Regions from separate parts of the Homo sapiens genome. Here region 1 is linked to region 2. A link is an interaction called in ENCODE POLR2A ChIA-PET data of the cell type or tissue named here. Cell type or tissue: GM12878. All regions are shown on one strand. Links, peaks and the distances in the headings refer to the core of each region. The heading gives the core; the rest is flanking DNA.

The links. ChIA-PET counts read pairs that join two places held together with the same protein. Peaks named below come from ENCODE experiments on the same cell type or tissue, not always from the same donor. Only the 100,000 strongest peaks of a DNase experiment are listed, where the experiment ranks them.
Region 1: POLR2A ChIA-PET joins it to region 2 with 7 read pairs; 2 of 35 experiments call an interaction of 5 or more read pairs at or near these places.

What each region holds. Positions count from the first base shown.
Region 1 is chr2:135,698,275-135,706,748 of GRCh38, forward strand. The region is part of intron 21 of R3HDM1 (R3H domain containing 1); the gene reads left to right. Among named protein-coding and RNA genes, the nearest start is that of MIR128-1, 37 kb to the left of the region's middle. In GM12878, for the core only: no CTCF peak of the experiment used is centred there; no DNase peak of the experiment used is centred there.
Region 2 is chr2:135,608,368-135,620,963 of GRCh38, forward strand. R3HDM1 (R3H domain containing 1) reads left to right here. Exons shown (of 27, transcript NM_001378107.1): 4 at 7,785-7,826; 5 at 8,301-8,390. Among named protein-coding and RNA genes, the nearest start is that of MIR128-1, 51 kb to the right of the region's middle. In GM12878, for the core only: no CTCF peak of the experiment used is centred there; a DNase peak (open chromatin) is centred at 7,214.

The sequences.
Region 1 (8,474 bases), core at 1-8,000, 87 kb after region 2:
TCAGCCTCCCGACTAGCTGGGACTACAGGCACCCACCACCACGCCCAGCTAATTTTTTGTATTTTTAGTAGAGACGGGGTTTCACCATATTAGCCAGGATGGTCTCAATCTCCTGACCTCGTGATCCGCCCTCCTCAGCCTCCCAAAGTGCTGGGATTACAGGCATGAGCCACCGCACCCAGCCAAGGCAGGGATGCTTCTAAGATACTAGCAATGTTCTGTTTCCCAATCTGAATGAAGTTACATAGATAATTATTTTGTTATTATACTTAATTTAAACTGTAATATATTTCTAAGCACTCTATATTCGTCTGTTCTCGCATTGCTATAAAGAAATGCCTGAGACTGAGTAATCTATAAAGAAAAGAGGTTTAATTGGCTCACAGCTCCGCAGGCTGCATAGGAAGCATAGTGGCTTCTAGGGAGGCCTCGGGAAACTTCAATTATGGCAGAAGGCAAGAGGGAAGCAGGCACGTCTTACATGGCTGGAGCCCGAGGAAGAGAAGAGTGGGGGGAGCACCACACACTTTTTAAAGAACCAGATCTCATGAGAACTCACTGTACAGTACCAAGGGGGAATGGTGCTAAACCATTAGAAACCACCTCCATGATCCAGTCACCTCCCAGCAGGCCCCACCTCCAGCGTTGGGGATTACATTGTGAATGAGATTTAGGTGGAGACACACATCCAAACAATATTACACTCAGATAGATAGATAGATAGATAGATAGATAGATAGATAGATAGATAGATAGATAGATAGATAGATAAGATAGATAAGATAGATTGATTAGATAGATTAGATAGATAGATAGATAGATAGATAGATTAGATATTCCAAACCCCAAAAAATAGCAAAATCATTCGAAGAGAGGCCTAAATATATAGAAGACTTTAGGAGAAAAAAAGCTAACAGAATGGGAGGAGAGGAATTGAAGACAATAAATAGAGACAGCCTTTGAAGAGAATTGCTTTCATAAGGATAAGCGTTGAATTGGATTCGTATATGGAGAGGATGAAGTCAAGACAGAGGATCCTTTTTTGATTGAAAGATAGATGCATGTGTTTGTATGCTGAAGGGAAAGGCTTAGTAGATACAGAAGATTTGCCTCTGCAAGGGACAAGAGAGAGAGTTGTAAGGTCCCCAGGGAGGGTGAGAGCCACCACAAAAATGGAAGCGGGTTAGCCTTAGATAACAGTGCAGAGGATTTCATGGGCAGTAAACGAGGACAAGGAGAGTATAAGGATACAGATATGGGTAGATGGATAGATATGGCAGCAAGAGAAATTCTCTTCTGATTGCTTTGCTTTTCTCAGTGAATTAGTCAAGATATCAAGTACATTATCAGAGTAGAAGAATGTTCTAAAGTTTTGTAAATGTAGAAATCCATTACAGCTATATTAAGACTAATATTCAAAGGAAAGAAGCAAGATACAGGGGAAATGTGACAAGTATGCCTAATAAAAGCTTATTATATAGAACATTTTTATCACTTCTCTATGTTCTAAGATGGTAACAGTGAGACTACAAGTAAATAATCCATAGAGATAAATTGTTACTCGAAGAAAACTGATAGTAAGTTTTCACATGGGAAAATGTTGTCTTACCAGCAATCCAAAAAATGAGAATTAAGGCAACTTGAACACAAAAAGTAGGCTAAAACATATAGTTAGCAATACTGTGCATAGAGACGTTTAAACATTACTGGTTGCTAGGCATATCAAGCCCATTTTTCTATAAATCAGTCGGGATATTTAACAAAATGCAAAATTGCTGTACTTTTAAATTCTACCTCTAAAATTTTATCACAAAGATAATCCACCCCAGAATTTAAATTGTGGCTAAACAAATTATAACAGTGCTATTATTAACATAAGAATCCAAATAAAAAGATGCAAAAAAAAAAACATGGAGTAACCTGGTAACCTTTGAATAGTTTAAATTTTCTTCTCCATTTATTTTTCTGCTAGGCTGATTAAGTTTAGCTTAAGTCATAGTGAGATTTACTTAGTTGTCACAGACCGTTTCTCAGATAGTGGGACCAGTGAGTTTTAAAGGTGTTTGTTCTGTGTTAATTGCTCCAGTATCTTCAATTCAGAAGAATAAATGTTTGATATTCAGGCTGCTATAGTTCACAAATGGATTTTATTGATGACTTACAGCATTTTAAGTGAATAGAGCACATGTCTATTAAGTAATATTATTAAGTTCAGGAAGCTTGCTTAACTGCCATTGACAATAAGATGTAGGGTGGTTTAAAAAGGCAGAAAACCAAATGACTTAACACACCTTGACAACTGTTCATAAATTTTCAAAGACATCGCTTCTAGTAGTCACTAAAAGCTGTAGTAGATGTATGACTTGCTTTTCAAATGAATCAATTATTGCTTGAGAAGAATACACTTGTTCCTATTCTCCCATCTAAAAAATAATTTGAAATAGCAGCCATGAAATATTTACAAAAACATAAAGAGAAAAGACACATGATGGCAGTTTATTTTCATGTGGAATTTCCCATGCTATTAATTTTCCTAAGTCTCGACCTTTTGTGGGTGATTTCATACAACAGGATTTTGTAAATACTTTTCATGTACAGTAGTCCCCCTTATCCAGAGGGTATATGTTCCAGGATCTCCCAGTGAATGCCTGAAACCATGGAATTGAACCCTGTATGTACTATGTTTTTTCCTATACATACATGCCTCCGATAAAGTTTTAATTTATAAATTAGGCACAGTGATAGATTAATAACTAATGATAGAACAATGATAACAATATACTGTAAGAAAAGTTACAGGAATGTGGTCTCTCAAAATATTGTACATTGGCCTGGCACAGTGGCTCACGCCTGTGATCCCAACACTTTGGGACACAGAGATGGGAGAATCGCTTGAGGCCAGTAGTTTGAGAGCAGCCTTGGGCAACATAACAAGACCTCATCTCTACCAAAAAAAAAAAAAAAAAAAAACTATAAAAATTAGCCAGGTGCAGTGGTGCACACCTGTAGTCCTAGCTACTTGGGAGACTGACCTGATAGGATCACTTGCACCCCGGAGTTCAAGGTTACAGTGAGCTACAATCTTAACACTGCACTCCTGGGTCACAGAGCAAGACCCTATCTCCAAAAAATAATAATAAAGTAAATATATACACATGCATACATATAAATGTACTCATCCTTGTGGTGATGTGAGATGATGAAATGCATATGTGATGAGATGAAGTGAGGTGAGGTGAATGATTGTAGGCGTTGTGACATAATGTTTGGCTACTGTTGACTCTCCAACAGGATGTCAGGAGGAGGATCATTTGATTCAGGTGATCTAGATCATCAAGTCGTGACAGTGTTGATAGCTAAATGTCAGGAGCAAAGAGTGTCCATGACTAACAGGCAGCATGGATATGCTGGGCAAAGGGATGATTCACATCTTGGGCAGCACACCATGAGATTTCTTCATGCTACTCATAATGACATGCAATTTAAAACTTATAAAGTGTTTATTTCTGGCATTTTTAATACTTTTGGACCATGGTTGACTGAGGGTAACTGAAACCAAGGAAAGCAAAACCACAGATAAGGGGTGACTACTGTGTGCACCATTTTTATTCATTCTGCCATGTGCTTATTTATCTTGTTTTTAAACAGCTCTATTGAGATATAATTTATATACTATACAATTCACTTAACATGTACATTTCAGTAGCTTTTAGTGTATTTCCAAATGTGTGCAACCATCACCGTGGTCAATTTTAAAACATTTTCATCACCCTCAGAAAGAAACCCTGAGGTGGAAGCAACTCAAGTGTCTATCAACAGGTGGATAAAGAAAATGTGGTATGTACATACAGTGGCTTGAGCCAGGAGTTTGAGATTGCAGTGAGCTATGATTGCACCACTGCACTCCACCCTGGGCGACAGAGCAAGACGTTGTCTCAGGGGGAAAAAAAAAAAAAAAAAAAAAAAGGCTGGGCGCAGTGGCTCATGCTGGTAATCCCAGCATTTTTGGAGGCCAAGGTGGTTAGATGACCTGAGGTCAGGAGTTTTGAGACCAGCCTGGCCAACATGGCAAAACCCCGTCTGTACTAAAAAATACAAAAAAATGGCCGGGTGTGGTGGCTCACACCTGTAATCCCAGCACTTTGGAAGGCCAAGGCTGGCGGATCACAAGGTCAGGAGATCGAGACCATCCTGGCTAACACGATGAAACCCCATCTCTACTAAAAATACAAAAAAATTAGCCGGGCATGGTGGCAGGCACCTGTAGTCCCAGCTACAGCAGGAAAATGGCGTGAACCCAGGAGGGCAGAGCTTGCAGTAAGCCGAGGTCATGACACTGCACTCCAGCCTGGGCGACAGAGCAAGACTCCGTCTCAAAAAAAAAAAAAAAAAAAATATCAGGCATGGTGATGTGTGCCTGTAATCCCAGCTACTCGGGAGGCTGAGGAAAGAGAATCACTTGAACTTGGGAGGTGGAGGTTGCAGCGAGCCGAGATCGCACTCCAGCCTAGGTGACAGAGCAGGACTCCTGACTCAAAAAAAAGAAAAACATATAGAGTAAAGAGATCTCAGTCTAGGAACAGACTTAAGAGGTGGCAAAAGAGAGCAGCATAGAATCAACTATACTAAAACTGAAATTATTGTTTAGCAGGTGTTTTCTATCACTTCATTGACCCACTAAAGTGCTGTCTCTAACAGATCTGCTAATACGCTGCTTGATGATGGCTGGTTCATCCTAATGCGCTGGTCAGAATATGCCCCATCTCAAGATCAGTCATTCTCCAGGAGCATCAGAGACATCTTTGTGGTGAATTGTGTTTATGATACCTACCCTCCAATTTCTCAAGCCGAAGGCATCTTTTCCATTAAATATATAATGTAGACTCTTTTTTAGGTTTCATGCAAATACTTGTTTAAGTACTTAAAAAGTTCAGAGCTCCTTTTTAAGGAATATATTAGCCCTTCTTGCAGGTACTTCTGCATCCTACCTATTTATTAAATGGGAAATAATCCTCTTTGGGCAAGATTTCCAGCCCAGCTTCTAAGTTTCCTAGTAAAACATGAAGTATGTTTTATATGTGATACTGGAAGGCTGGATTTCTCTATAATTAACTGCATGCTGTAAATTTATTTTAGAATACAATTATGATATTCTGCAATCCAGCACCTGCCAGTGGCCTAACTGCTTGCTTTCCTTATCATCCTGGCAGTTATATAATCCCTGGGCTCACCATTTTATCTTAGCTGCCAAGAAACACAAAGCTACATTCAATGCTCTATGAAAGCAACAATCTTAGGGCAGGCGTCCCCACTCCCTTTTTTTAATACTTCATTTTTTAGTCAAATTCAGTTTTTTTTTAATGGCTCACATTAGGGAATAGATGAGCTATAAATTAATGCTTTTATAAATATGAGCATTTAACCAGAAAGCCCAGATAAATCAGCTATTAGCATTTAAAGGAAAACCCAAAAAATGACACATTAAAGATTTTGACATTTATTTTCATTAATTGAGCATATAGTCAAATTCTGATTAATTGAAAGTTTATATTATACTAGGTATATATACCCTCACCACAAAAAATATATATAAAATGGAAATTACTATGACTTTGAGAAAGCTTATGAGGCAGAAAGTTGGTGTTTTCTTCCAGAGACTACAAGCCTAGTTGAGCATCTGACCTGCAAATGAATTGGTTATTTATTCATTTATTTATTTATTTAGAGACAGAGTCTTGCTCTGTTGCCCAGGCTGGAGTGCAGTGGTGTGATCTCAGCTCACTGCAACCTCCGCCTCCTAGGCTCAAGCAGTTCTCCTGCCTCAGCCTCCTGAATAACTGGGATTACAGGCACCCACCACCACGCCCAGCTAATTTTTGTATTTTTAGTAGAAATGGGTTTCACCATGCTGACCAGGCTGGTCTCGAACTCTTGACCTCAAGTGATCCGCCTGCCTCAGCCTCCCAGAGTGCTGGGATTACAGGCATGAGCCGCCACACCCGGCTGAACTGAAGGTTTATATTGCAGAATATCAGCATAAACATCTTCAAATGGCCATACTCTGACATCTGCTGAAGTTTTCTGAAGCAGATTCAAATTGTTTCATTGAAATTAACTTTCTACTATAACATTTAAAAGCTAAACTTTTCAGTTTTCAAAAAGCATTTTAAAGTATTGTTTATAATTACAAAATGCATGCATGCTTTTTTTTTTTTTTTGAGACAGAGTCTCTTTCGCCCAGGCCAGACTGCAGTGGTGCCATCTCGGCTCACTGCAACCTCTGCCTCCCGGGTTCAAGTGATTCTTCTGCCTCAGCCTCCCAAGTAGCTGGGATTACAGTCATGCACCACCACACCCAGCTAGTTTTTGTATTTTTAGCAGAGATAGGGTTTCAGGCTAGTCTCAAACTCCTGACCTCAAGTGAGCCGTCCTCCCCGGCCTCCCCAGATGCTAGGATTACAGGCATGAGCCACCACACCCAGCCTCTTACAGAGTTTTAATGTAGCTGAAATCTTACTGTATATATTTCACTTATTGGTCATAGTAAAAATTTTTTCATCCTATTAAAAATTCATTAATATAATTTAATGATCATACTCTTACATTTTATGAATATACAATAATATATTTACCCTATTGCAGAACATTTAGGTCGTATCTTTTTACTTTATTGAACCATCTTGTAAGCAATTTTAATTACTCCCTTGGCATGAGTCCTTAGAAGGGAATTAGTAGGTTAAAGGATGTGACTGTTATTAAGGTCCATGGTACATTTTGCCAAAATCTTTGATTCACAGTCCCAATATGTACTGACTCCGCTTTACTGTTTTCACATTTCATAAATGGCAACATGTATTAATTTGGCTCTGTGATTATTAATGAAGTTGTACATTTTTATGTTTGGCTGTTTACACTTTGAATTATTTGGCCAAATCTTTCATCATAGTTTGGTAAGGCAAGTGCTAATTGCATGTTTAAGTGCTAATGGCATGTTTGTTGATGAAAGAGCTGAAGTTCAAATAACATGTTCAGACTCATATAACGAATAACAAGTAGAGTTGGAACACAGCCCTGTGCTCCCTTCTGACACCCAAATACATGGTGCTTTGCCCTAGGTCAGGTATTAAATGTCAAAGGCATTAAAATAGCAATGTACTGTCACTTGAATTTGCAAGATCTAGTGAATATATCTTAATATCAAGCATTGATATTGCTTGATATTAAGCAGTGGTGGGCGCTTGTAGTTAGCTACTCGGGAGGCTGAGGCAGGAGGATCACTTGAGCCCAAGTGTTCAGTGCTTCAGTAACCTATGATAACACCACTGCATTCCAGCCTGAGGAATAGAGTGAGACCTTGTCTGTTTAAAATAAATAAATAAATAAAATCACACTTTGATAAAGTAAGTTTCTAACTTTAAAAATACATTATATTTGTCATTTTTTTTATCATGGCTTCAATTCCAAAACATGGTAAGAATGAATAACTAATTAACTGGAGAGAAGGGGAATTTCTCTGAATTACCCTATAATGTTAAAGGAATAAGATGAGCACTGTAAAAAAACTCAGAAGAAGGACCGGGCACAGTGGCTCACGCCTGCAATCCCAGCACTTTGGGAGGCCAAGGCTGGCGGATCACGAGGTCAGGAGATCGAGACCATCCTGGCTAACATGGTGAAACCCCGTCTCTACTAAAAATACAAAAAATTAGCCGGGCGTGGTGGCGGGCACCTGTAGTCCCAGCTACTCGAGAGGCTGAGGCAGGAGAATGGTATGAACCCGGGAGGCGGAGCTTGCAGTGAGCCAAGATTGCGCCACTGCACTCCAGCCTGGGTGACAAAGGGAGACTCCATCTCGAAAAAAAAAAAAAAAAACTCAGAAGAAACCTGTGGGATATCCTATAATGTCTTTCATCAATCTCCAGTGATCTTGTAGAAGCATTTCACAGCAGTTTGTCTGGCTCTACCTTACGTAGAGAAGAGGCAGCTCCTAAACAGGAAAAAAATATTGGTAATAATTTTTATTGCAGTGGCCTTAATACAGTTGAAAGTGGATATTTTGATTTTTTTTTTTAGTTTACATATCCATAGTTTTGTTTTTGTTTTTGTTTTTGTTTTTGTTTTTTTTGAACATTCTTGGGTGTTTCTCGCAGAGGGGGATTTGGCAGGGTCATAGGACAGTAGTGGAGGGAAGGTCAGCAGATAAACAAGTGAACAAAGGTCTCTGGTTTTCCTAGGCAGAGGACCCTGCGGCCTTACGCAGTGTTTGTGTCCCTGGGTACTTGAGATTAGGGAGTGGTGATGACTCTTAACGAGCCTGCTGCCTTCAAGCATCTGTTTAGCAAAGCACATCTTGCACCGCCCTTAATCCATTTAACCCTGAGTGGACACAGCACATGTTTCAGAGAGCACAGGGTTGGGGGTAAGGTCATAGATCAACAGGATCCCAAGGCAGAAGAATTTTTCTTAGTATAGAA
Region 2 (12,596 bases), core at 2,786-10,785:
CCTGCTTTGAGCTTTTGAGGCCCAAAATGCTTTCATCCAAGGTGCCTGGCAAGGGGTGTACAGTTGAGATACCTTGTATAGAACAGATTTAATTAATGGAAATTGGGAATTGGAAGTAGATAAAACTGGAAAATTGGTTTCTTCTGTGTTTTCATTTAAAATATTGTAAAACAAAGTTAACTGTTTTAAGCATCAACAGGGAATAAGTGTTTTGTTTTAAAAAGTCTGGTTAATACAGAGTTACTTTTAACTTAATGTGGAGTTAACTATTCTAACATACTACCAGATATTTCATCTTCCTTTGGTACCTCTAAGGTACTGCCTAAAGGTTGTCATCTTAAATAGCAACTGCTGTTTTTCACTCATAAGTTTGGATGTATGTAGCAAATAATGTAGGTTTTCTATTGAGATTTTTGGATAAACTATTATTTTTTCTAATAGAGTGATAAGATATTCTCTACTTTGCTCTCATTCTGAAAATCAGCTACCATGAATATTATAACTTACATCTGTTATCTTGCTTCAGCATAGTAATATTTAAAGTGATTAAAGGAAACAAATGTTTACCTTCCAAAAGATGCATTCATTTTATTCATTTATATAAAAAAACTGCACGTTTAATATATACATTTTGAGTGAAGTCATTGTTAATTAAGGGATGTTACAGCCCCTTTTGTACTATGAAGAGACTTTATGATTTTCTTTCTGTTAAGGGTAGTATTTACATAAAAAATAATTTCATCAAACCAGAGAGAGGCCAACAGACATTACATGTCATCTCAGGTGGTTCCAAGCAGAGATTATCTCAGAGAGCTCTTTGACCATTTAATTTATAAATAATTCTACTTGTGTTTTCTTTCTACTTTCACTAGTTTTCTCTTTCCACTTTTAAAAAATGTTGTGTTTCTTATTCAGGGTTTTGTTTTGGACTGTAATATTTTATAGAAATTTTAGGATTACTTTCATAAAAATTTCTTAATACTTCAGAGCTAATTCAAGAAACCTGTGTGCATTAACGTCAGGAAGTTAACTGTCCCACATAATTGCCTTGGAGTTGTTCTGAATTGTTGATTATGGTCTCAAATAATTATCTGACAGGTTTTTGGTTAGGAATTTTTCTGCTGCCACACACTGTTCCTGTTGAGAATGTAGAGGTACATTTCGGACTTTATATTTTTATGAAACATTTGGAAGGTTGGGGTGGTGGATGCCAGGTTTCTAAATCCAGAAAAATGTATTTTGTTAGACTATGAGTATCCCTAATCTTTAACATGGGTTAATTGGATGGTGGGGAGTATTTGCTTTGATTTCCTGTGTATAACTCACCGATGGGTTTCCATTGTTTGATTTTCTTCGCGGATAGGTTTTTCAGATTACAATTAGTCTAAATTAGCCTGGTGCGGTGGCACATGACTGTAATCCCAGCACTTTGAGGAAGGCTAAGGCAAGCGGATCGCTTGAGCTCGAATTCAAGACCAGCCTGGGCAACATGGCGAAACCCTGTCTCTACCAAAAAAAATAAAAAAATTAGCTGGATGTGGTGGCATGCACTTGTAGTCCCAGCTACTCAAGAGGCTGAGGTGGGAGAATTGCTTGAGCCAGGGAGATCGAGGTTGCAGTGAGCTGAAACCGTGCCACTCTACTCCAGCCTGGGTGACAGAGTGAGACCCTGTCTTAAAAAAAAAAAATTTAAAAAACTTAGAGTAAATTATTTGTGTTGATTTTTACAGTCATTTATTTTAAATATAAAATTCAGAACTCTGTGCTCTGCTTATTAAAGGTTCAAACTCAACTTTCCCATTCTTTTACAGTTGTATCTTTGTACTTAACAAATAGTTTGTCCAGGGATGTTCATCTGTATACATGTGTATATGCACACAATTCAAAACATATCTGGGAACAGTTCAAACAATGCCTCTCCCTCACATTATTATTAACAATAGGATAGGGAGTCCACATTGTGTTGGTAACCCTTGTCATGGAGAAAATAAGAGAGCTGATTTCTGTTAAAAACTAGGCCTTGTGTGCCAGAGTCAATGAATAGCTCTGACATACGTGAGTCAATTTTCCATACACAGAGTTGGCTAAAGTACATGTTTTGTATATTCTGTTTCAGTAGTAAGCCCTTCGATAATCAAGATGAGACTCTTATGTCTTGTATCCCTCAAGTTAATTCCAGTGCATTTCTTTAAAAGAGGTTTGGGCAAGAAAGCAATGAATCTAATAAGGCTATCAGAAAAGTTCAGAACACAATGCCACGCTTCTTCGACAATGAAGGCAGTACATAACAAATTCCCTCATTTGCTTGGAAAGTATTGATGAAACAATTAACTTATTTCATTAATCTGTTAAGAAATGAAGTATTTTTTTAAAGGACTGAATAAAAGTCTCTTTATATAAAATCATTCAAATAATAATCTTAGCTATTTCCTGTTTGTCAAACAAAGATTAAAAGCATGTATGTGGCAAAGCGTGGTGGCTCCTGCCAGCACTTTGGGATGCCGAGGCAGGAGGTTTACCTGAGCCCAGGACTTTGAGACCAGCCTGGACAACACACGAAGACTTTGTCTCTACAAAAATAAAAATAAAAAAATTATTCATGCGTCACGGTACATACCTGTAGTCACAGTTGTTTGGGAGGCTGAGGTGGGAGGATGACTTGAGAGTTCAAGGCTGCAGTGAGTTAGGATTGCACCAGTGCACTCCAGCCTGGGCAACAGAGTAAGACCTGTCCCTTAAAAAAAAATAAAATTTAAAAAAAAAAAAAAGGATGGCTGCGCACGGTGGTTCACGCCTGTAATCCCAGCACGTTGGGAGGCCGAGGCAAGCAGAATGCTTGAGTCCAGGAGTGTGAGACCAGTTGGGGCAACATGGCAAATCCCCATCTCTACAAAAAAACACAAACAATTAGGCATGGCGGCTACTCTGGAGGCTGAGGTGGGAGGATCATCTGAGCCCAGGAGGTCAAGGCTATAGTGAGCTGTGATTGCACCACTGGACTCCAGCCTGAGTGACAGAGTCAGACCCTGTCTCAGAGAAAAAAAGATATATGTAATGTACCTAGTACATAGAGCCTAGCAAATGGTAGGTGCTATTAACAATGTTATAATTGTTACTATTAGCAATAACACGATTCTATGGCTTCTCAAAAATTTGTGGCTTTATTGTCATGCAAGATTTTTTCTTTAGTAATAAAACAGAGTAAAACTTAATTTTAACATAACCTCCCCACATTTTCAGTACAGTAGTTTTAATTCTATTAAGTTCTGTATCTGTATGCTGTATTTTTATTGTTTTTTATTAATATTGAATGAGTTCAACTTTTTAAAACTTATGATACATTTTCCATAGTATATTTTTATAATTATTTCTAGGATTTGGTACTCTTTCTACTGAACTTGGGTCATATGCACATATGGTAGTTCTTTTAAGCACATTTACTTTTCACGGTGCTTTCTTGTGCTGCGTAAAGATGTTGGCTACATCTTGTAGATGTAGAAATGCTTTTGCATACTTACCGTTTGTACTTCTTTGGATAATTTTCATGTACATCACCAGTGGGATGGGATGATCCTGTATCTTCATTTATTATAAGGAATAACTATAAACCAGATAGTTTGTGACTTTCTCCACATACTTTTCGTTAGAATCTAAGAGTTAGGCCTTTGAGTATTTAACTCTGTGCTTTATGGCTCGAAAGATTAAATGTTAAAAACAAATTAGTGATTGTGTTTAGTTTATTGATTTTTAAAATAGCTCTCCCACCTCAGAGAACTTTGTATTTTTCATTTATTCCAGTAGAAATTAGCATCCTGGCATCCATTATTTTTACTGCCCTGACCTTAACTAGACATGGAACATTTTAATTCATTATCTTCCTTACAATTGCCACTAATCTTTACTATTACCTAGAAAAGTACTGAGAATTCGTAACCTCTTCAAGGTGTTTTGAGTCTGGTTGAAAGGGTGTAACCATTATAATTTTTCTTCATAACAATTATTAATTACAAAGAGAAAATTATTCCTATTTTTTAAATGTCAGATTTTCTTAGTTGAGTGATATTTAATTGGTTATTTTTGTGCTAATACATATATAACTCATAAGGATTGCTCTGTTTTTTTCAGTTCTCCAAATTCTAGTAGCTGGTAACTCTGACAACGTATTAGTATCAATTTCAAACTGAAATTCTATTAAGGATGTTTCATATTCTGCACCCATTTTTTCGCCTAGTTCCTGTCTTATACTTCAGTATAAAACAATGTAAATTATAAATTGGGGACTTTGTCCCTAAGCCTTCTAAATTCTAATATAAATAGCATTTCTCTGGACTAATACAGGTCTATTAAACAAGCTGCTAAATTTTTGCTGTGACAGTGAAATTCTGCTAAGGGTGAAAAGTGTGCTCTAAATAATAAAATCCACTTTTAAAATAATTACATATCAAATAGAGGGAATTGCTACTTAAAGCCAAATCTGGCTGCCAAGTAGATTACAAAAATATGAAATAAAATGTTTACTTTAATAAACAACTTGTTTTCTCTGCTTTGTTATGTATGTATGGCATATTTTCTAGTACATATAATTTCTATTTGCTGTTTGAAAGGAAATCGAAATAAATTATGTTATTGAACAATGCCACTTTAGCAATTTATGGTTTACTTATATAGTAGTGTATTAGTTTTCTATTGCTGCATAAAAATTACCACAAACATAGAGGCTTAAAAGACAACACCCATTATCAGCTCACAGTGGGCCCAACTGTGTTGTCCGCTTAGGGTTCTATGAGGCCAAAGTCAGCCAGGCTGGGCCCTTTTCTGAACGCTTTGGGAAAGAATTTGCTTCAAGGCTTATTCCAGTTGTTGACAAACCTTAGTTTGTTGAAGCTGTAGGTCTGAGGTCCTGTTTTTTGGCTGGTTGTCAGTAAAGGCCACTCTGTTCTGAGAGGCTGCTCATAGTCCTCCTTACATGGCCCCTCTATCTTCAAAGCCATCAACGATATGTCGAGTCCTTCTCACGCTTTAAATCTCTCTGACTTGCCCCCGTGCTCCCACCAGAGAAATGTTTGAGCTTTTATAGGGCTCACTTGATTGAATCAGACTCACCTGAATCTTAAATTGTATCTTAAGGTCACTTGGCTTGGAGCTTAGTTAACAAATGCATAAATCCAGCAGGGTATGGTAGTTCACACCTGTAATTCCAGCACTTTAGGAGGCCAAGGCGGACTGCTCAGTTGAGGTCAGGAGGTTGAGACCATCCTGGCCACCCAGTGAAACCCTGTCTCTACTAAAAATACAAAAATTAGCTGGGCATGGTGGCAAACGCCTGTAATCCCAGCTACTTGGGAGGCTGAGGCAGGAGAATTACTTGAACCTGGGAGGCGGAAGTTGCAGTGATCCAATATCACGCCACTGCACTCCAGCCTGGGCGACAGAGTGAGACTCAGTCTCAAAAAACAAAAAAGCAAAATCCTTTCTTAGCAGTACCTTGATTTGTGTTTGATTAAATAACCAGTGGATGGGAATCTTGGGTGCCATCTTTAGAATTCTGTCTACCTCAGGTAGAATTTAATCCACAATAAAGTTTTTTAAAATATATTAATTGCACTGGACTAAGATTCTGAAGATATGGGGTTCTGTTTGACTTTAGTAACTAATTCTGGACTGTGAGGTCTTTAAGACCAGGAACTATGTCTTATTCATCTTCATAGCTCTAGTGCCTAGCACAGTACCTGGTGTACAGCAGGAACCTAAAACATGTTTGTTAAATGAAGTCAAATTAAGATAATTTTACTTCTCTGTATCTTCCTTTATCTTTTCCTCATTTTCATCAAAGCCTCCTCGTAGATTAAAAGTGAGATAAATACATGTGTAAGTCTATGAATATTCTCAAGCATTACGATAGGAACAATATACAGCACCCCCATTTTATAGACTTTTTTTTAAATTAGCATTTGTTAGATTAAGTAATTTTTCTTAATCTCATTGCTAATAAGCAGAGGCAGCACATTGGTTTTCTGACATGGTCAGTTCCTAACCTTTAATAATCGATTACATTTATGACACACTTTAGAGTTTTCAAAGCCCCTTTGTTAGCTACGCTTTCACTGAATCCTTTCAAGAATCCTGTGAATTAGTGCAAGTAGTATGAACTTTTAGACAGATAAAAGTAAACTGAAGTAATTTGACCATGGTTACCCACTAATAAGAAGCAAATTCAAAAATTTAAGTCCAGCTTTTCTGCATATGAATACAGGATTTACATTGACAGTTAATGACCCCTTTCCTTTTAGAATTTTTAATAGAAGATTTTATACCAGTGATACTTAAAATTACAAGAGATTAAAGCAGAGGACTGGGAGTAAGTCACAAATTATTTTCCCTTCTGCTTCTTCAGAACTCATTTAGGTATGTGCATTTTCATAGTATTCACCTGTTGCTTTTCTCTCTCTTTTTTTTTTCCTGTAATCCCTAGATGGTGGCATCTACCACCTAGACTAGATGGTAGTACAATTTATTTTACTTTTATTGTTAGATGTGAGTTACAGTTAATTAGAAATCCTCTTGAACAAGTTAGAGAGTAGGTAAAAACAGAAGACAATACCAACATGCAGAAGACCTCTTAGGTGGCACTGCCATATTCATGTGTGCGCACACATGCTATTTTCTTCTGTATAAGAAACAAAGTCATTTTTCTTTTATTTTTTCTATTTTCCTTTTGTTGTTCTGTAGTTTGTATAATCTAGGGTTAAAATCCCAAGAATACAGTGCTTTTTAATTTTGAAGAACTTTTGGCTCAAAATGGGAGCAGGACATACTGGTACTGTAGACTCTTGTTTCTGTTGACTCTACAAGGAAGGCCTTTTTGAAATAAAATGATGGGTTTTTTTTTTTAATGTAAAGCATACTAGTCTGGATATTAAGGATTTTGTATCTGTTTTATGTTTGTTACCAGACTGGCTCCCTCATGTTAAGAAGTAAAAATGATAGATACTTTTGCCGTGTACTATTTGGTGTTGGGTTTGGGGAGGAAAATTGGAAGAAAGGAGTGTTTAAAACCTATCTGGCTCTGGTTCACAGGTGCTTCAGCTGGTTTCCCAAACCAAAGCTTGTATCACAAACTTGAGTTAGTTTGCCTTACCGCATTCTCCAATCATGTGACTGATGGTCGGCCTGTCAGTCATGCTGGACATCCGTATTGGAAGTCTGCCCTTTTTTCTTCCTTTCTGCTTCATTGCCTCACCTCAGACCTGATGAATAGGTTTCTATCACTAATAAACTGGTGGTGTACTTTATACAGTGTTGAAACACCTCAGTAGATTTGTGGTTGGACTCTGACTTACTGTGCATTTGAAACATTAAGTTTGGAACTTTTCTGAGTTTATCCACCTTTAACTGCTGGTTTTTGTGTGTGTTCTTTTTCCTTAACCTTGGCTAAACTATAATATGTTGTAAAATAATGAAGTATATTTTATTTCACTACCAAGAAGTCACCATATAAGTTCCATTGTACTCAATTAACACAGAAATTGTGGCCATTTGCTGATTTAAAGAAAAATGCCTAAGAAAGAAAAATAATAAAAATGCCAACCTATCAGGATTTTAAAGAAACTTCTGCAAGTGTGCTTCTGGGAGGAATCAGTACTCCTTTACTGAAACCAACTTTGATTTCCTCACTTTTCATACTTTATGCACAGTTAGTTTTTCTGTGGTTTAGGACTATGAATTAAGAAGCAAATTTTCTGTTTCAGTATGAAATTTAATACAAATCTTTCTTGTATATTCAGCGGCCATTGCAGTCATTTGGACAGACAGGAAAAAGGTCTAAGGTATAGTAAATATTTTGGTGTGCTGGCATGCCAAGGGCCTTCCTTCATGCTTGATGAATCCTTGTTTTCATATAGCACTACATTCAGTTTAGTTCTTCCATATTTTATGGGGGGCAGAAAGCTTATTTTGTTTTATTTGGGATTTTTGTCTTGCCTAGTCGCTTTTGTGCATTGCTTTTTTTATCTTGATGGTTCTTTATCTGTAGAGAAAATCGCTTTCTCACCATTTTTGGGGATATGAAGTTGGAATTATTCCCATTCTTTCTATTGCTATAATTTTCAAAACTGCAAATGTTTGTGTTCCTTCTTAACAAAGGCCTTCAGTAGTGTTTAATGATATATTTAACTTGCACATTTCATCTACTGTTATACATGGCAGAAACTATAAAGAAACTTAGAAACTCTTTCTAGGGGGCTTTTGGATATGCCCTAGATTTCTGAAATGTAGTGTTAATTATAAATACTTCTCTTTAGTCAAGCTCAAAGTTAAAGCTAGTTCGGAGCCTTGCAGTGTGTGAAGAATCTCCACCACCCCCTGCACCAGAGATATCACAGGAGAACCAGGTAAAAAAGCAAAACAAATGTTATTTCAAGACATGGTGGAACTGGAGAATTTTTGTATATGATTTAAGTTGTGTTTGTTATATTTGTTTTATTTTGACTAAATGAAACTTATTCAATAATACTTGGCACCCAAGAGATATATGAAAAGTTAGAAAACCTCTTTGCTTCAATCTAAGGCTTAGAGCAATTATTACTCTTCTGGAAGAACTTAGGAATCATGTAATTAATTAGGAATGTGGCTTTAAGAAAGTTATAAATTAATTTTTATAAAGTTAAAAAATGTTGGTCGGGTGCAGTGGCTCACGCCTGTAATCCCAGCACTTTGGGAAGCCGAGGTGGGCACATCACGAGGTCAGGAGATCGAGACCATCCTGGCTAACACGGTGAAACCCCATCTCTACTAAAAAAAATACAAAAAAATTAGCCGGGCATGGTGGTGGGCGCCTGTAGTCCCAGCTACTCGGGAGGCTGAGGCAGGAAAATGGTGTGAACCCAGGAGGCGGAGCTTGCAGTGAGCCCAGATCGCACCACTGCACTCCAACCTGGGCGACAGAGCGAGACTCCATCTCAAAAAAAAATATATATATATATTAAGGTAGCATTTCCAGTGAATATAATTGTGGTGAAATTTGCCCTTTTAGTTTTACCTTTTAGAAATTTCTCAGATACTTAATGCTTGTTTGTAAAGAGACCAGCCAAGACTTCTTCTTGATAGGTTATTTAACGTAACCTGAATGCATGGTGAAACCAATTTTCATATTAGCTTGGCTCTTTAATAGTTATCTAGTATTTCTAATTTCTCACATATCTATTCTTGTAAAATTTAGAACAGTGAGGTTTAGGCAAACCATTTAGTTTGCATTCTTTTTAATGCTATGACTACTTTTCTGTTAATCTCAGCTATGGGTTGATCTCTGTCTCATGTTACATCTGTATATTTATGCATAAATATTTTTGGATCCTTTACCAATGTTTATCTTGTGATAACTTTGCCTAGTGGCTAGTTGTACTTAATAAGAGTTTGAGCAACTTAAAATGCTCCTTTATCCCAAAAAACAGTTTCCAAGGAATTTGGGCAATTTTGTGGTTATTTAAGAAGCCATGACTGATCCATGACATGTACATCTTTTTTATAAAGTAAATATCATTATACATTTGGTGATTCAAACTAAAATTGTTAAACTTTCCCTTGATTTACATGATACCCTCAAAAGCCTATTACAGATATTTAGGATAGTTGTCACATATTTAGAATATGCACTGTTTTTGAAAAGCACTACATTTTATTGCTTGAAAATGCAAGGAAAATGTTTTGAAATAGATTGTTGTCAATGAAATGTACTTAAAAATCTGTTTGCTTTGACATTTCTTTGCATCAGAAACATAGGGCTGAAAATTAATTTATGATTTTTTTTTTTTTTTTGAGACGGAGTTTCACTCTTGTTGACCGGGCTGGAGTGCAATGGTGTGATCTCAGCCCACTGCAACCTCCGCCTCCCAGGTTCAAGCCATTCTGCCTCAGCCTGCCGAGTAGCTGGAATTATAGGCACCCGCCACCACGCCTGGCTAATTTTTTGTATTTTTAGTAGGGACGAGGTTTCACCATGTTGGCCAGGCTGGTTGCGAACTCCTGACCTCAGGTGATCCACCTGCCTCTGCCTCCCAAAGTGCTAGGATTACAAGTGTGAGCCACCGCGCCCGGCTGATTTTTTTTTTTTTTTTTTTTTGATGTATCTACATAGGAGATAGCTGTATGCATTTATTTGATATAATAGATGCATTTTAGCAATGAAATAGACTTTCTAGCAAAAAGCAGAAATACAGTCAAAGTATTTACTAAATCCTTGCTTGGAGAATATTTTCAAATATTAACCTTTGGCTTTTGCATGATTGTAATAAAGCTGAAGAGCTATATAATACAGTCTGAAAAAAAACCAATAAAATTGTTTTTTGAAACAGCACTTTTAAAAAGTTCTTTTGGCCAGGGACAGTGGCTCGCGCCTGTAATCCCAGCACTTTTGGGAGGCCAAGGCAGGTGGATCATTTAAGGTCAGGAGTTCAAGACCAGCCTGGCCAACATGGTGAAAACCCATCTCTACTAAAAATACAAAAATTAGGCAGGTGTGGTGGCACACGCCTGTAATCCCAGCTACTTCGGAGGCTGGGGCAGGAGAATCGCTTGAACCCAGGAGGCAGAGGTTTCAGGGAGCCGAGATTGCGCTATTGCGCTCCAGCCTGGGTGACAAGAGCGAAACTCTTATCTCAAAAAAAAAAAAAAAAAAAGTTATTTTGTACAAGTCAGAGTAAAGAATACGCCTGTTTGGGATGGAGTAGTAGGCAGTGTAATGTTTTTGAAAATTCATTTCTTTGTTCTGTTGACCAAAAAACAGATGTTACACCATCTTAGCTTCATGACAGTCTAAAGAGATTGAGGAAAGAAGGGTCAGGCATTCATAAATCTGTTAATACAGAGGAAGCGTATACTTTTTGAAAAAACAAAAGCTGTACCATGACCCTTGTTTTTTGTAGTGCATTTTACCTGTTTGAAAAATCTTGAGGGAGAGCCTGTTATGGTACTAAATTTGGCTAGTGAAAATTTATATGAAGAAAAAATAACAGGAATATATGTTGTGTATTGATATATACATTATTGATCATAGATAATTTTTTGTGTTGACAGTTCAAAAAGATGAGTTATGGCATGTGGATAATGACTAAAGAAGTTATATCAAAAGTCAATTATTTCCCTTAATATATTCTTTCTCAGTTTCTCTTAGATACAATAAGCTTTTTCTTTTTGGATAATTGCCTATGAATACAATCCTCTGAATAAAAGATACTTCTTCTAGTAGGAAGTCTTTTTCCAAGCCTTGAGATAAATAAATTGCACCTGAGTGGAAATTGGAAAATAAATTATTTCTCATGAAAGGTACTAGTATCTAATCCTTGATGGTAGACACAGTTTCCAACTAATTTGCTTGATTCAGAATGTGATTTTTGAGGAATTAATCTGGAATAAAACTCATTATTCAAAAAGTTGAGAGGCAATTAAGAGAGAGATGTCACTTGTATCTGATGAGAGCTTGTGAGAGGGAAGTGACCTCAATAACAGATGTTATTGACAGAGTGAAGAGTAAAGGAATTGCAGTTTCCTATGGAGAGGTAGCTATTATTCCAGTTATTTATAGTCTGAAGATTTTGTGTATAAGAACTTCAGTGTTTAAAATATATCTTGTTTATTTGCTACTGAAAACTAGGCCAACTGAAGACAGGCCTCAGTACATTAAGCTTACAAGATTTTAAAAATATAGTTCATCTTGATAAAATAGTTTAGTATCTGTAATTAAAATATATGGCTTTTTGAGGAGAGCTTAGAAATGAAATCTGCTAGTTACTGGAAGTGCCTTTTAGTGAAGATCTAAGAGGAGGTAGTGTGAAATCTTTTCTCCCAGCCTGGATTTCACTGGGTTCCTCTTGAGTAACCAGAATAGTAGTTACAAGTCAAGAAAACTTCTAAATATTATACTTCTGAAAAATAGTTCTGGGATTCATTTCTAGATACCTGTTTTACAGTTATGAAAAGCGTAAAGAAAGTGGGTTGGAAAATGAATCACAATAAGAAAAATTACTTACTGGTTGATGAGTGTAAGGAAGTTGCCAGTGTCTTTGGTAAACAAGACAGAGAGTGCAAAAAGCAAGTGTTTGTCATCCTAGTAAAAACTGCCAGTGTGCATCATTTACCCTATATTATGAACACAAATTTTAACTGGTATGATGAATTAAGAAGAAGAAAAGAGATGAAAATAGCAGGTAGCAGTCCTATTGGGGTAAAAAGTCTACGTGTCTGATTGATGGTTTTCTTGACTATAGAACAACAGTATAATTTAGTCTAAAAATAGGCTACACTTTTATCTTTAGTAAAACTGGTGTAGAATTTATTATAGCTTTCTTTATAACTTTACCTAAGTAAACAGAGCTACATGATTTTTGCCTTTTCTGTGTGGATTAATTTCTAGTAATCCCTTTGGGTTCTGGAATTACATGTAATGGCATTGTTTTTAAAATAAAACATGAATTCTCCTTTCAGTCTTACAGAATGTGGTTACTTTACAATTAAACATTACGTATCTGTAAGGATACAATTTTGTTTGAAATCTTTCTAAAAAACTGTGGTGATTGAAGGATTGACAGTGATATATAAATCTC